Regions from separate parts of the Homo sapiens genome. Here region 1 is linked to region 2. Evidence: read pairs that join two places in POLR2A ChIA-PET (ENCODE). Cell type or tissue: K562. All regions are shown on one strand.

Region 1 (8,000 bases), 1.0 Mb before region 2:
CTAGACTTATTAAATTAAAATATGCTATACAATAAATACAGAATGATTCAATTTACATTAAAAGAAAAGCAAAACCATACACACATACACAAACACATGCGCTTAGAAAAGTCTGGAAGAAACACACCAAATCAGTAATAATGTTTACTTCTGGAGCATGGAGGAAAAATGTGGGTAAGAATTGGTGTGAAGAAGACTAACTAACTCTTCTTTCTTTTCTTTCTTCCTTCCTTTCTTTCTGACAGGATCTCACTCCATTGTTAAGACTGGAGGAAAAATATGGGTAAGAATTGGTGTGAAAAAAAACTTTCTCTCTCTTTCTCTCCCTCCCCTCCCTCCCTTCCCTTCCCTCCCTTCCTCCCTTCCCTCCCTCCCTCCCTTCCCCCACTCCCTTCCCTCCCTTCCTCCCTTCCCTCCCTCCCTTCCCCCACTCCCTTCCCTCCCTCCCTCCCTTCCCCCACTCCCTTCCCTCCCTTCCCCCCTTCCCCCCTTCCACCACTCCCTTCCTTCCTGGGTCTCACTCCATTGCTAAGGCTAGAGTGCAGAGGCACAGCTGTGGCTCACTGCAGCCTGAACTTCCCAGGCTCAGGTGTTTCTCCTGCCTCAGCTTCCCTGGTAGCTGATGGGTCCGGAATTGGTGGGTTCTTGGTCTCACTGACTTCAAGAATGAAGCCACGGACCCTCGCGGTGAGTGTTACAGCTCTTAAGGTGGCGCGTCTGGAGTTTGTTCCTTCTGACGTTCGGATGTGTTGGGAGTTTCTTCCTTCTGGTGGGTTGGTGGTCTCACTGGCTCAGGAGTGAAGCTGCAGACCTTCGCGGGGAGTGTTACAGTTCTTAAGGCGGCGCATCTGGAGTTGTTCGTTTCTCCCGGTGGGCTAGTGGTCTCACTGGCTTCAGGAGTGAAGCTGCAGACCTTCGTGGTGTTACATCTCTTAAGGCAGCGCATCTGGAGTTGTTCGTTCCTCCTGGTGGGCTTGTGGTCTCGCTGGCTTCAGGAGTGAAGCTGCAGACCTTCGCGGTGAGTGTTACAGCTCATAAAAGCAGTGTGGACCCAAAGAGTGAGCAGTAGCAAGGTTTATTGCAAAGAGCGAAAGATCAAAGCTTCCATAGTGTGGAAGGGGACCTGAGCGGGTTGCCACTGCTGGCTCGCGCAGCCTGCTTTTATTCTCTTACCTGGCTCCACCCACATCCTGCTGATTGGTAGAGCCCAGTGGTCTGTTTTGACAGGGCGCTGATTGGTGCGTTTACAATCCCTGAGCTAGACACAAAGATTCTCCAAGGCCCCACCAGAGCAGCTAGATACAGAGTGTCCATTGGTGCATTCGCAAACCCTGAGCTAGACACAGGGTGCTGATTGGTGTGTTTACAAACCTTGAGTTAGATACAGAGTGCCGATTGGTGTATTTACAATCCCTGAGCTAGACATAAAGGTTCTCCACGTCCCCACCAGACTCAGGAGCCCAGCTGGCTTCACCCAGTGGGTCCCGCACCGGGGCTGCAGGTGGAGCTGCCTGCCAGTCCCGGAGCCATGCGCCCACACTCCTCGGCCCTTGGGTGGTCGATGGGACTGGGTGCTGTGGAGCACGGGGCAGCACTCATCGGGGAGGCGGGGGCCGCACAGGAGCCCAGGGAGGGGGTGGGAGACTCAGGCATGGCGGGCTGCAGGTCCCGAGCCCTGCCCCGCGGGAAGGCAGCTAAGGCCCAGAGAGAAATCGAGCACAGCGCCAGTGGGCTGGCACTGCTGGGGGACCCAGTACACCCTCCACAGCCGCTGGCCCGGGTGCTAAGCCTCTTATTGCCTGGGGACAGCAGGGCCGGCCGGCTGCTCTGAGTGTGGGGTCCGCCAAGCCCACGCCCACCCAGAACTCCAGCTGGCCTGCAAGCGCAGGCGCAGCCCTGGTTCCCACTCGCGCCTCTCTCTCCACACCTCCCTGCAAGCTGAGGGAGCCGGCTCCGGCCTTGGCCAGCCCAGAAAGGGGCTCCCACAGTGCAGCGGTGGGCTGAAGGGCTCCTCAAGTGCCGCCAAAGTGGGAGCCCAGGCAGAGGAGGCACCGAGAGCGAGCGAGGGCTGTGAGGACTGCCAGCACGCTGTCACCTCTCACTGAGACTACAGGTGCATGCCACCATGCCCAGCTAATTTTTTTGTATTTTTCAGTAGAGATAGAGTTTTGCCAGTTGTCCAAGCTGCTCTCTTACTCCTGGACTCAAGAGATCCTCCCCCTTCGGCCCGGCAAAGTGCTGGGATTACAGGCGTGAGCCACCACACCCGGCCTAGAACTTTCACTTTTGACTCAGTAAAGCTCTGTATTGATTAAAATGTTCTACAATGAGGTTCTGTTTATTACTTGTGAAATTAAAAAAAAATTAAAATTTTATGAGTATTAGTAGGAGTGACCAAGTCAGTCAAGTCAGAAACAGAACACTGGAGCCAAAGGAGAGAATCAGAAAGATTGAGGCAGGAAGAGTCTGTGACTCTTGACTTTGTCCTGTATGGGGTTGGGGCAGAGACTTCCACCCTCACATTCTTTCCACAAAACCTTTGCAAGTTCTCATTGCACAGCAGCGGAAGTATCACATACTCATTGAACAAGGCTTTACTGCTTTGGTCCATTAAAATAATAGCTCCCACTTATTGAATGCCTAATAAGTGGCAGGAACTGGGTGAAGCACCTCAACCTGCCCAGTTATCCTGTGAGAGAGTTAGTGTCGTTATACCCATTCCACAGATGACAAAATGAAGACCCAGTGAGGTTAAGGGATTTGTTCAAAGTCATATTACTGGGAATAACTCGGGTCTTAGTCATTAGATAACATGTTGCTGAACCACTGAACCAGAATTGGAGCCTTGGGTACAAATCCCAGCTCTGCCACCAGCCACTCATATGACCTTGGGCAAGTCACCTCACTTCTCTAGATCTCAGTTTCCTCAAATGTAAAATAGTGGAAATAATCCTGACTCTGCCTGTCTTCCCTGGCTATTGTGAGGACCAGATGGGAAAACAGGAATAATACTGGTGATAAAGTTCTGGGACCCATGAGGGTTGTTAATGATGTTGTTTTCATTATCAGCAAAGCCCAGAACAAAGTCCCCCACTCCACCCTCGGAAGTTGTTCTCAGCTGACTGGCAGTTATCTGGTCCCACGGGTGAGCCTTCTTGTGGGGAGAGAGCCCCAGCAGGCCTGGTTGCAGAGAGGGGCCCGAGGGTTTAAAGGGCCATGGTTGAGTTTCTACCTGGCTCTTCCCAACCAAGGCCAACTGTGACGACTCTACACAAGACATCAAGGCGGACCAGGATTGGTAGGTGAGCTGGGCTGGGGATGGAGTGCGCAGAGCAGGCAGAGACTGGGATGGGGAGATAGGCTCAGGGAGGTTGGGGGCATGTACAACCACAGTAAAGATCCTGGGAATGTCAGGGTCCCAGGATCCAAGTCAACCACGCAGTCAGCCTGGGTGAGTGTAGACCAGACACCCTCGCAGGCAGGGGCAGGGCTGTGCAGTCACAAGCAAGAGGCTAATGATCTTGGAAGAGAATTCCTCACAAGGAGGCAAAGCTGATGACGATAAGAGAAATGGGAATAATTTGTGAGGGAATTGCAGTCCATTGGAGGAAAGCACAAAGTGGTGGAGCCAGGAAGGAAACTCAGGCCTTTCTAACTGCAAAGTTAATAGACCTAGATTCTGTGCTTCACGTATATCCTGCTCCTTTTCTATGGAAACAGTGCAGGATGGTGAGAATATCATGAGAGAACTGCATGAGTTTGGGCGTCGTAATGATGTGTAATGACTGTAAAGAATCAAGCAGGCAACAGAAGCTTAACAAATGAGAGCGCCCTTGCTCTCCTTCCTAAGAGGCTGAGGCCATGACACATCTGTCTTCGAATCTCTCATTTATCTAAACACAGAGTAGATACTCAAAATATTTATCAAGCTGGAGATCATTGCTTCCAAAGTCCTCATTTTATAGATGGGAAAACTGAGGCTCAGAGACCCAGCATCACAGCAAGAGAGTGGCAGAGCTGGTCCAGGAGAGCTCAAGGTGAGTTGATAATCTAGCTCTGTTGACAGTCTAGTTCTAGTTCTATCACCCACTTACTGTGTGACCTTGGGAAAGTCACAGCCCATTTCTGGGACTCCCTTTTCTGTCCCCATCTATATAATAAAGAGGTTAGGTGAAATGCCAGCACTTTGGGAGGCCGAGGCGGGCAGATCACTTGAGATCAGGACTTCAAGACCAGCCTGGCCAACATGGTGAAACACCATCTCTACTAAAAATACAAAAATTAGCCGGACATGGTGGCAAGCGCCTGTAATCCCAGCTACTCGGGAGGTTGAGGCATGAGAATCGCTTGAACCCGGGAGGCAGAGGTTGCAGTGAGCCGAGATCGTGCCACTGCACTCCAGCCTGGGTGATAGAGCAAGACTCAATCTCAAAAAAAAAAAAAAAAAAGAGGTTAGGTGAAAACTATTTAATCACTAATGGCCCCTTCATTCCTATTTGATGATTTATCAGCAAAACAAGGCAAGTTGGAAAGCTGCATTCCAGAGCACTAAGCTCCTGGGAAGGATGGTGCAGTATCAAATAGAAACGATCAGACCCCATTACTGCTCTGAAAGTGCTCCTGGTGTGGTGGACACATAAATAGACAGAGACAACCTGGTGTAATCATAATAATGACAAACAGAAGCACAGGAACTTCAAGAGCCCAGGAAAGAGGCTCCTGAGCCAGCCAGGACCATAGAAGATCTCTTGGAGGAAGTAATATTTGAGCTGAATTTGGCAGAAGCACAAGGCAAGAGCAAGGAGTTGCCATTTGACTAGAATAAGGAGAAACAAGGCTGCAAGAAGACAGGCTTTGAATAGCAGGCTAAGGAATCATCCTCTCTCATGAAACATCCTACAAAGACTGGGTGGGAGCCAGGACACCGGCTTTAAAACCTACTTCTGCTATGAATTTGTTGGTTGACCTTGAAAAGACACTATTTCTGGACTTCAGACTCAGCATCTGTCTCCCTGCTGTTTAATAGAAGTGAGGGAGGAGGTGGGAAGAGAGGCTCAGTCAGGCTTGACGGCTCTGAATTTCTCCCCTCAAACCCCAATTCAGCCTAACTCGGTGGCATTCAATCCATAATTGACTTCTCTGAGCTGTAACAACGTTCAGAATAAGGTAGTTTGCATCTCTTTGGGTATTAGAAAAACCTGGTGATTTGCTTAGGCAGGTTGGGTCTGTTAACTGAGGGTTATCTCTTAAGTGGAGGTGCAGCAGTTTTGCTTTCCTGCTTGTGTAATTGGGGCCGAACTGTAGAATACTCTTTCAAGGGAGCATTCACAATGGAGTGGTCTGTCCCATGTGTCTTTTTGTTTATTTGTTTTGTTTAAAAGACAGGGTCTCCCTCTGTTGCCCAGGCTGGGGTGCAGTGGCATGATTATAGCTCACTGCAGTCTTGAACTCCTGGGCTCAAGTGATCCTCCTGCCTCAGCCTTCTGAGTAGTGAGACCACAGGCACAAGCCACTGTACTTGGCTAGTTTTAAAATTTTTTTGTAGAGACAGGGTCTTGCTATGTTGCCCAGGCTGGCCTCAAACTCCTGGTCTCAAGCAATTCTCCCACCTTGGTCTCCCAAAGTTCTGGGATTACAGGTGTGAACCCCTGTGCCCTGCCTCATATGTCTTTTAGAAAGACATTATACCTGCCTTCACTCTCTGACAGAAAACCAGCCCACCCCACACTTAGGAAACTAAAGAACAAACTCTGAAATTTGTAGTTTGCTGCTGACAATATCAGCCAAATATATGGAGAAGGAAAGAGAAAACCTTTGCCCCAGTCTCTCCCCTCATGAAAATTTGAGCTTCCAGATTCTCCAGGGAACCGACGATAGAAGAATGCTGCTCTGGGGGTTAGAGCCTGGGCTCCAGTCCTATCTCTGTGGCTCGCCGGCCATGACAGTATGGGAAAGCCCTGGATCTTTTTGTCTTTTGCCCTTTCTATATTAAAAGAAAAAGCTGGCTGGGTGCGGTGGTTCACGCCTGTAATCCCAGCTCTTTGGGAGGCTGAGGCAGGTGGATCACTTGAGGTCAGGAGTTCGAGACAAGCCCAGCCAACATGGTGAAACCCCGTCTCTGCTAAAAATACAAAAACTAGCTGGGCATGATGGCACATGCCTGTAATCCCAGCTACTCAGGAGGCTGAGGCACACGAATCACTTGAACCCGGGAGGGCAGAGGTTGCAGTGAGCCGAGCTTGTACCACTGCACTCCAGCCTGGGTGGCAGAGCAAGACTCTGTCTCAAAAAAAAAAAAAAAAAAAAAAAAAAAAAGAAAAAGAAAAAGAAAAAAAAGAAAAGAGAAAAGGAAAAGCCGCCTGGATATTTCCAGGTTTGGAATTTTTTATGATTCAATGGCATGAGAGATATTTTATTAGAGGTAAGAAAAATAGGGAAAATCAGAGAGAAGGTAATCATCAGATCATCAGGTAATCATCTTGGAATCATCAGGGTCAAGAGACAATGATGTAAACATAAACGTGAACTTCCTCCTGGATTGTTTATTCAGAGAGACATCCCCAACAGAGTAGAGCAGTCAATATTCTCCCTCAGTTAAAGATCTCCGGTTCTGTGGGAGGACAAAAGCACACATCTCTTCTTCCTTGACAGGGGGAGAACAACCTCTAGAATGGGGTCTTCTGCCTTTGGGCACTTGTCACAAGACGACTTGTTCTCTAGCAACAATGGCTCCCAAGACTCCCAAGTTTTCAGACTCCTGTAGTACTGTCTTATCTGGGGCTAGGGAAGACTACAGGATAGTGATAATGAAATGGTTAATCAGAAACACCTGCTGAACAGCGTAGCTGATAGGAGAGATGAAAAGTCATGCTCTTACAGAGGGACATCCTCCAATCTCTGTTTCTGCTATTGGGTAGAATACACCTTTAACTTAGATTCCAACCTGGAAGCAAGTCCTCTCACAAAAGGCATCTTTTGCCATTCCTTTTATTGTAATATGACAAAAAACATTTATTTATTTATTTTTGAGACAGAGTCTTGCTCTGTTGCCAGGCTGGAGTGCAATGACGTGATCTCGGCTCACTGCAACCTCCACCTCCCAGGTTCAAGCGATTCTCCTGCTTCAGCCTCCTGAGTAGCTGGGATTACAGGCGTGTGCTACCATGCCCAGCTAATTTTTCTATTTTTAGTACGGACGAGGTTTCACCATGTTGGTCAGGCTGGTCTCAAACTCCTGACCTCATGATCCGCCCGCCTCAGCCTGCCAAAGTGCTGGGATTGCAGGCATGAGCCACTGCACCTGACCTTATCTTTTTTTTTTTAATCTTATTTTTCATTTTTAAATTTTTTTGTAGAGACAGGGTTTTGCCATGTTGCCCAGGCTGGTCTCAAACTCCTGTGATCTGCCTGCCTCAGCCTCCCAAAGTATTAGGATTACAGGTGTGAGCCACCATGCCCAGCCTAACAAAAGCCATTTAGATGAACATCAGAAACAGAAAAATTTAATCCATGGTGACAGAAGTCACAACAATAGCTACATTGGGGGTAGCAGAATTTATTGGATCAGGTGCAAGGGAGCTTTCTGGGTTGCTGGAAATGTGCTATATCTTTAGCTGCATCACTAGCTGATCTATATCTCTACATAGATTTATATTTATATCTATAGATATCTATATATTATCTATCCCAAATATTTTTGGGCTTTATTGCACGTGAGTACCTTAAACAAATGAACAAACAAAAATAGCTGAATACCTTGTCTTACCTCTTGGTTATATATCCTGATGTGAAATTGCTAAGTCATAAGTTTAAGAAGATGTTGCCACACTGTTATCCGAAGTGGTTGTACTAGTTACCATCAATGTATGAAGGTACCAGTTACTACATATCTTACCAACACTTGCGGTCCTTTTAAGTTTAGCCATTTTAGTGAGTATGTATTATTAACATCCTGTATTTTAATTTACATCTCTAGATGGCTAATTTTTTCATATGCTTAT
Region 2 (8,000 bases):
ATTGTGTGGGAGTCTAAGTCTCTTTGTAGATCTCTAAGGACTTGCTTTATGAATCTGAGTGCTCCTGTATTGGGTGCATATATATTTAGGATAGTTAGCTCTTCTTGTTGAATTGATCCCTTTACCATTATGTAATGGCCTTCTTTGTCTCTTTTGATCTTTGTTGGTTTAAAGTCTGTTTTATCAGAGACTAGGATTGCAACCCCTGCTTTTTTTTTGTTTTCCATTTGCTTGGTAGATCTTCCTCCATCCCTTTATTTTGAGCCTGTATGTGTCTCTGCACGTGAGATGGGTCTCCTGAATACAGCACACTGAAGGGTCTTGACTCTATCCAATTTGCCAGTCTGTGTCTTTTAATTGGAGCATTTAGCCCATTTACATTTAAAGTTAATATTGTTAATGTGTGAATTTGATCCTGTCATTATGATGTTAGCTGATTATTTTGCTCGTTAGTCGATGCAGTTTCTTCCTAGCATTGATGGCCTTTACAATTTGGCATGTTTGTGGAGCGGCCAGTACTGGTTGTTCCTTTCCATGTTTAGTACTTCCTTTGGGAGCTCTTGTAAGGCAGGCCTGGTGGTGAGAAAAATCTCTCAGCATTTGTCTTTACAGGACTTCATTTCACTTTCACTTATGAAGCTCAGTTTGACTGGATATGAAATTCTGGGTTGAAAATTCTTTTCTTTGAGAATGTTGAATATTGGCCCCCACTCTCTTCTGGCTTGTAGAGTTTCAGCTGAGAGATCTGCTGTTAGTCTGATGGGCTTCCCTTTGTGGGTAACCCAACCTTTCTCTCTGGCTGCCCTTAACATTTTTTCCTTCATTTCAACTTTGGTGAATCTGACAATTATGTGTCTTGGAGTTGCTCTTCTCGAGGAGTATCTTTGTGGCATTCTCTGTATTTCCTGAATTTGAATGTTGGCCTGCCTCACTAGGTTGGGGAAGTTCTCCTGGATAATATTCTGAAGAGTGTTTTCCAACTTGGTTCCATTCTCCCTGTCACTTTCAGGTACAGCAGTCAGATGTAGACTTGGTCTTTTCACATAGTCCCATATTTCTTGGAGGCTTTGTTCATTTCTTTTTACTCTTTTTTCTCTAAACTTCTCTACTCGCTTCATTTCATTCATTTGATCTTCAATCACTGATACCCTTTCTTCCACTTGATCAAATGGGCTACTGAAGGTTGTGCACACATCACATAGTTCTCGTGCCATGGTTTTCAGCTCCATCAGGTCATTCAAGGACTTCTCCACACTGTTTATTCTAGTTAGTCAGTCGTCTAATCTTTTTTCAAGGTTTTTAGCTTCTTTGCAATGGGTTCGAACATCCTCCTTTAGCTTGGAAAAGTTTGTTATTACTGATGGTCTGAAGCCTTCTTCTCTCAACTCGTCAAAGTCATTCTCCGTCCAACTTTGTTCCGTTGCTGGCGAAGAGCTGTGTTCCTTTGGAGGAGGAGAGGCGCTCTGATTTTTAGAATTTTCAGCTTTTCTGCTCTGGTTTCTCCCCATCTTTGTGGTTTTATCTACCTTTGGTCTTTGATGATGGTGACGTCCACATGGGGTTTTGGTGTGGATGTCCTTTCTGTTTGTTAGTTTTCCTTCTAACTTTCAGGACCCTCAGCTGCAGGTCTGTTAGAAATTTGCTGGAGGTCCACTCCAGACCCTGTTTGCCTGGGTATCACCAGCGGAGGCTGCAGAACAGCAAATATTGCAGAACAGCAGATGTTGCTGCCTGATCCTTCCTCCAGAAGCTTCGTCTCAAAGGGGAACCCAGCTGTATGGGTGTCAGTCAGCCCCTACTGGGAGGTGTCTCCCAGTTAGGCTACTCAGGGGTCAGGGACCCACTTGAGGAGGCAGTCTGTCCGTTCTCAGATCTCAAACTCCGTGCTGGGAGAACCACTACTCTCTTCAAAGCTGTCAGACAGGGACGTTTAAGTCTGCAGAAGTTTCTGTTGCCTTTTATTCAGCTATGCCCTGCCCCCAGAGGTGGAGTCTACAGAGGCAGGCAAGCCTCCTTGAGCTGCGATGGGCTCCACCCAGTTCGAGCTTCCCAGATGCTTTGTTTACCTACTCAAGCCTCAGCAATGGTGGACATCCTTCCCCCAGCCTCACTGCCACCTTGCAGTTCGATCTCAGACTGCTGTGTTAGCAGTGAGCGAGGCTACATGGGCGTGGGACCCTCCAAGCCAGGCGCGGGATACAGTCTCCTGGTGTGCCGTTTGCTAAGGCCGTTGGAAAAGTGCAGTATTAGGGTGGGAGTATCCTGATTTTCCAGGTACCATCCATCATGGCTTCCCTTTGCCAGGAAAGGGAATTCCCCAACCCCTTGTGCTTCCTGGGTGAGGCAATGCCCTGCCCTGTTCCATGGGCTGCACCCACTGTCTGATAAGCCCCGGTGAGATGAACCCGGTACCTCAGTTGGAAATACAGAAATCAACCGTCTTCTGCGTTGCTCACGCTGGGAGCTGCAGACTGGAGCTGTTCCTATTCGGCCATCTTGGAACCTCTTTCAAGACTACTTGTTAAATGTTAAACTGCATGTGGACAGGAATAAAATCTGTGGTTCCTGAGTGTGAATTTGTTCATCAGAATGCTTTCTGTCCAGAGGGACAGACTGAGGCCCCTGGAGGAGTACTTACTGAAAGGAGCAGCGAGATAGAGAAAAGGGTGGAGCCTCAAAGATGAACTTCACCTATCAGGAGAAGTGGGAGTATGGATTTGGAGAAATCTTTCTTTTTTTTTTTTTTTTTTTTTTTTTGAGACAGAGTCTCGCTCTGTCACCCAGGCTGGAGTGCAGTGGTGCAATCTCGGCTCACTGCAAGCTCCGCCTCCCAGGTTCACGCCATTCTCCTGCCTCAGCCTCCCAAGTAGCTGGGACTACAGGCAGCCACCACCACGCCTGGCTAATTTTTTGTATTGTTTAGTAGAGACGGGGTTTCACCATGTTAGGCAGGAGAGAATTCTTGAGCTAGACAGTTATAAAGAATACAAACCAGTTAGAATACACATACAGAATCTGTTCCCTGGAGCATGTCGATTATGTTTAGGACATACTTCTTCTATTCTTTTCTGCTCTGCTCATCTCTTTTCCTTCATCTGTAATCCTGACATTCATAGCATTTTAGAGCTGAAAGTGATCTCGTGAAATATATAGTCTATATTTTGTAAAGTGTCTATTATTCAGTGCTATCCAAAAGAACTTTCTGTTATGATGGAAATGTTCTGTGGGTTCAGTGTCCAGTATGGTAGCCACTAGCCCCATGTGGCTATCGAGCACTTGAAATATGGCTAGTGCAACCAAGGAAGTAAATTTTTTATCTTTAGTTTTAATTAATTTAAAGGTGAATGGCCACATGTGGCTAGTGGGTTATCTTCCTGGACAGCTCAGTTAGACTATCTAGTATCATCAGCCATCTTCATTTTACACTGTCTTAAGACAGAATAACTTGACCAAGTCTCCCACATTGGAAACCTGATCTTGTAAAAATTAACATTAGGTATTCTCACCAGCACCCAGTATTTTACATTTGTTAACCCCATAGTAGAGGCAATATAGGAGACAGTTTAGAACATGGACTCTGGAGCCAGAATGCTTGAATTGGACTCTCAGTTCTACCATTTAATAAATATGTGACCAACTAATTTAATTTCTCAGTACCCAGTTTTTAGAAATCTATATGATAGAAATAATAATGATAGAAATAACAATGATAGAAATAATGATAGAAATCTACATGATAGAAATAATCAATAGGATAGAAATAGCTATCTTATAGGGTTGTTGTAAGGATTAAATGAGTTAATATATATAAAGTACATAGAACAGTGCCTTACATATCACAGTAAGTGATATGTAAGTGTTACTTACTCTTAGTATTTATCTTAATCCTTACAATATCTTTGGAAGTGTAAGTATAATATGCCCAATTTTACAGTTGAAGAAGCTGTGGCCTAGATACTTCTTGCCCAAAATCACATTGCATGTATGTGGCAGAGCCAATATTTGGTCATCTGACTCTTAGGTTCAGGACTCTTTGTAGTTCTGTCCTGTCTTTTGCCTCTCAACACAGTATTTTCCATCTTCCCACAAAGTACAGAACATGAGAGAAGTCACTTCTTTTTGGAGAATATTTATGAACTGAGCCTTAAAAAGACAGGGTAATAGCAGAAAGGTCACTGAAAACATGTCATCAATTGATTGATTGATTGATTGACACGGTCTCACTCTGTACCCCAGTCTGGAGTGTAGTGGTGCAATCTCAGCTCACTGCAGCCTCTGCCTCCCAGACTCAAGAGATCCTCCCACCTCCTGAGTAGCTGGGACTACAGGCATGTGCCACCATGCTTGGCTAATTTTTTTTTTATACATGGGATCTCACTGTATTGCCCAGGCTGGTCTTGAATTTCTGCGCTCAAGTTGTCCTCCTACCTTGGTCTCCCAACGTGCTGGGATTACAGGCTTGAGCCACTACACCCAGCCTGAAAACATTTCAGACACAGGGGGATAGCTTGAGCAAAGACCCCATAGGAAGAAGAGGGCCAGGAATAGTCCTGCTTGTGCCTGTATAATCTGAGGCTTCTTGTGTACCCTAAAGTACAGTCACTGCACTTTATTCTATTTCAGGGAGCCCCTTGACAGAGCGGAAAGTATCGATACCCAGTTGTTGTGTATCCTTTGCAACAGCCGATGAGTCATCTCCTGTATACACCCAAGTGGTTGAAAACACAGATTCCCCCATCTGGAATTTTCAACAGCAGTCAAGGTTTGTGTTATCCGTTATTCGTCAGCCTTCCAGAATCTGCTTTTTGTTCCAAGACACAAAGTCAGAGCAAGGACTATAACCAACACAATTTTTGAGCAGACCTGGAAAATGCTTTTCTTATCCAAGCAATTATTTAATCCTAGTGTTTATGAATTCACAGGAAGCAGTGGTTTAAAGGTTTTGTTTTAGTGTTTTTAACTCTTCTCAGTATGCTCAAAAATTGTTCAGTGAGAGGACCTCTCTGTTTTAGGCACTTGGAATTAAAGATTATTAAGATACTCCATGCAATTGAGGAGTTCATGGTCTTACCTGGGAAAAAATATCAATAACAAATTACCATCAAGCTGGGTTTGGTGACACATGCCTGTAATCCCAGCTACTGGGGGAGGGGAGGGGTGGCATTGGAGGATGGTGGAGCCCAGGTGGGAGCATCACTTGAGCCCAGGAGTTCGAGACTTGCCTGGGCAATATAGCAAGACCATGTCTCAAAAAAAAAAAAAAAAATTACAATAAAGAGAAATAAGAAGGGGATGCTGGTAGAGCTCAGAAAAAAAGATTATTTAGGACAACCTAGAAGTTCAGGGAAGGCTTCATAAATAAGACACCTCAGCTAAATATTGAAGAATGTATATAAGTTATCCAGATGAATAAGAGTCGGAAAGATATTCCAAACAAAAAGAACTAATATCAGAAAAGGCTGTGGATTTTCATCCTTGGAAAAGACTTCTGGTGTAGTGGAAAGACCCTGGGCATTTGAACCAGAGACACTTGGTCTCCAACTCCATCTCTGTAATTTACTGACTGTGTGATCAAGTTACATAACATCTCTGAGCCACAGATTCTTCATCTGTAAAGTGGGGATCATTTTTATAAGGTCATTGTTAGGTCCAAATTAGATGACATTTAGGGCCTCATGGTACATATAGCAGGTATACAACAAATGTTAGGTCTCCCTTGGGAGGCTCAAAAAATAGGAGGTAAAGTTCTGTCAGCCACTGTGTGGTGCCACTCAGATTTTATTAGGACAAAGAGGGCTAATTAAATGTGAGGGGGCTGGCATAGGAAGCCATGAATTAAACTTTATTAAATGTGATGCAATGTTATGATAATAGTAACAAAATCATTGTTAGAATTTATACTGTATCACCTTTTATAAAGTTTAATTCTTGTCCACCAACACTAGCCATACCCATGGTGTCTGGTCTTCTGTTTTCTCACAGTGTTTGTGTACTTATTGAGTCTCAGCAGTTGGTCACAGGTTCAGTGATTTGTAATTTGAGAGGCTGGGATGAGTCAGGAGCTAGAACTGCAGTGAAAACTCAGTGCTATCTATAGTGAGCTACTGGAAATTATAGAAATTCTGGCCATAGTGGCCAGAGTACTTCATATAAAATATCAGATCCTCCCCAAAAGGCAGGAAACCAGAGGACTGAGCTTCTAAGTGGAGGTGACTTGTTCATTCACAACCTAAAAACCTAACAGAATTACAAAACTTCACAAACGTGATGAAGGGACATTAGCAATATCCTGATTTCATCTCTTCACTTTACACTTGAGGAGACTGTGGCCCAGGGAGGCTACATAGTCTGTTGGCAACAGAGGCAGGATTGGAAGAAAAATGAATAATGGCACTGTTTATAATTCCTTTATCACAAAATTGTTTCTTTTGATCTTCATAGCAACTTGCAGGTCAATAGTATTATCCCATTTAACAGGTAAGAGAACCAGGCCTGGAAGAAGCTAAGTGCATGGCCAGAGTCACTCAGGTGATAATAGCAGAGCTAGCATTCAGAGGTGAATCTTTTAATTCCCAGCTAGAATTAGAATCTCTGACCAATATTTGTTTCACTTTAGCACCGTGCCGCTCATTGGTCAGGAAGTAGGCTCTATTCACTTCCCCAGGGGTGTTTGGGGAATGAAATCAAGCCTCTTGGTTTTCTCTAGATCTCCATCTTGCTTACCTGGAGCACTGGCACCTGGTTTGGAACTTTCCAACACTTTGTCACTTAAAACTGTAATTTATGTAATATATAAATGTATTGGAGGTGTTCAGTGGATTCCACTTCAGCTTCTTTATCTGGTGTGAAAGTTAGGCATTTTCTTATTTTGTTGCCTTGCCTCTGCATGGTGTAGCATTGAGGTCAGGCAAGCCAGGGTTTAAATCCTAGCCCTACTACTTACTGACTCTTAAGTGACCTCAAGCAAACCATTTTACTTCTCTGAGTCCAACCTTATCATCTGTAAAATAAGGATAATAATGTCCATGTTATAGGCTTTTGTGCAGATGAAATGTATATGAAACACGTGGTGCCATGCCTGGCCCAAGGTAGGCACTCAGTAAATGTTCTTTTTCTCTTCCTCTTCCCTTCTCTCCATTCTCTCATTCTAAGGCATAAGCGGAATCATTACCCATTCCAGTAAAACTCTTAAATGCATGTTGAGGAACTTCTTTTCCATACTTCCTCCTCTGTCTTAGGGAAACTTTGGGAGTGGTGGGGAGGAAATGTTGTGTCAGGGGAGCCTGTTTTCAAGTCTTGGCAAGTTACTTCACCTCTCTGAGCTTCCATCCCCTCATTTTAACTGTGAAGATAAAAATATATGCCAGAAGATGGCTAAGAAGATGAAATAGTGTTGGGAAAGTGCTTTGCAAATTACAAGATATTCTTCAAATCTAAGTTTTATACTACAGAAAGTTCCTATACATTTAGTTTACAGTGGTTGTTTTTCTTAATAGGCTATCAAAAGAGCTGCTTCTGGACCCACAACAAACCCTGGTCTTCAAAGTTTGGCATAAAGGAGGTATGAACTCTGTTAAAAGAATATCTGCTTGCTTGTAAAAATAAGCTCACATCCTGTTAACAATCTACCATTCCTTTTTTTTTTTTTTTTTTTTTTTTTCCAAACCAAGTGAAGCATTCCCGACAGTGCTGGGAATGCAGATATGTGGTAGAGGGTAATCCCCCAGAAGGCCACATTATTCTCCTGTAAGAAAAAAAAAATTTTTTTTTTTGAACAAGATCTTGCTCTGTCACCTAAGCTGGAGTACAGTGGCATGATCATCTCAGTCTCCTGAGTAGCGGGGACCGCAAGCACATACCACTATGCCTAGCTAATTTTTTTTTTTTTTTTTTTTTGAGACAGAATCTTGCTGTGTTGCCCAGGCTGGAGGGCAGTGGCACGATCTTGGCTCACTGCAAGCTCCGCCTCCCAGGTTCACGCCATTCTCCTGCCTCAGCCC

Evidence for each region. ChIA-PET counts read pairs that join two places held together with the same protein. Peaks named below come from ENCODE experiments on the same cell type or tissue, not always from the same donor. Only the 100,000 strongest peaks of a DNase experiment are listed, where the experiment ranks them.
Region 1: POLR2A ChIA-PET joins it to region 2 with 7 read pairs; 1 of 35 experiments calls an interaction of 5 or more read pairs at or near these places.

The regions. Positions count from the first base shown.
Region 1 is chr11:75,092,126-75,100,125 of GRCh38, reverse strand. It overlaps OR2AT4 (olfactory receptor family 2 subfamily AT member 4), which reads left to right and starts at 3,250. Exons shown (of 2, transcript NM_001405852.1): 1 at 3,250-3,298. RefSeq lists an enhancer at 1-266 and a cis regulatory region at 2,876-3,391. In K562, a CTCF peak has its summit at 3,203; a DNase peak (open chromatin) is centred at 3,125; H3K4me3 peaks cover 2,477 bases.
Region 2 is chr11:74,054,168-74,062,167 of GRCh38, reverse strand. It overlaps C2CD3 (C2 domain containing 3 centriole elongation regulator), which reads left to right. Exons shown (of 33, transcript NM_001286577.2): 25 at 4,624-4,762; 26 at 7,497-7,561. Among named protein-coding and RNA genes, the nearest start is that of UCP3, 49 kb to the right of the region's middle. In K562, no CTCF peak of the experiment used is centred here; a DNase peak (open chromatin) is centred at 4,707.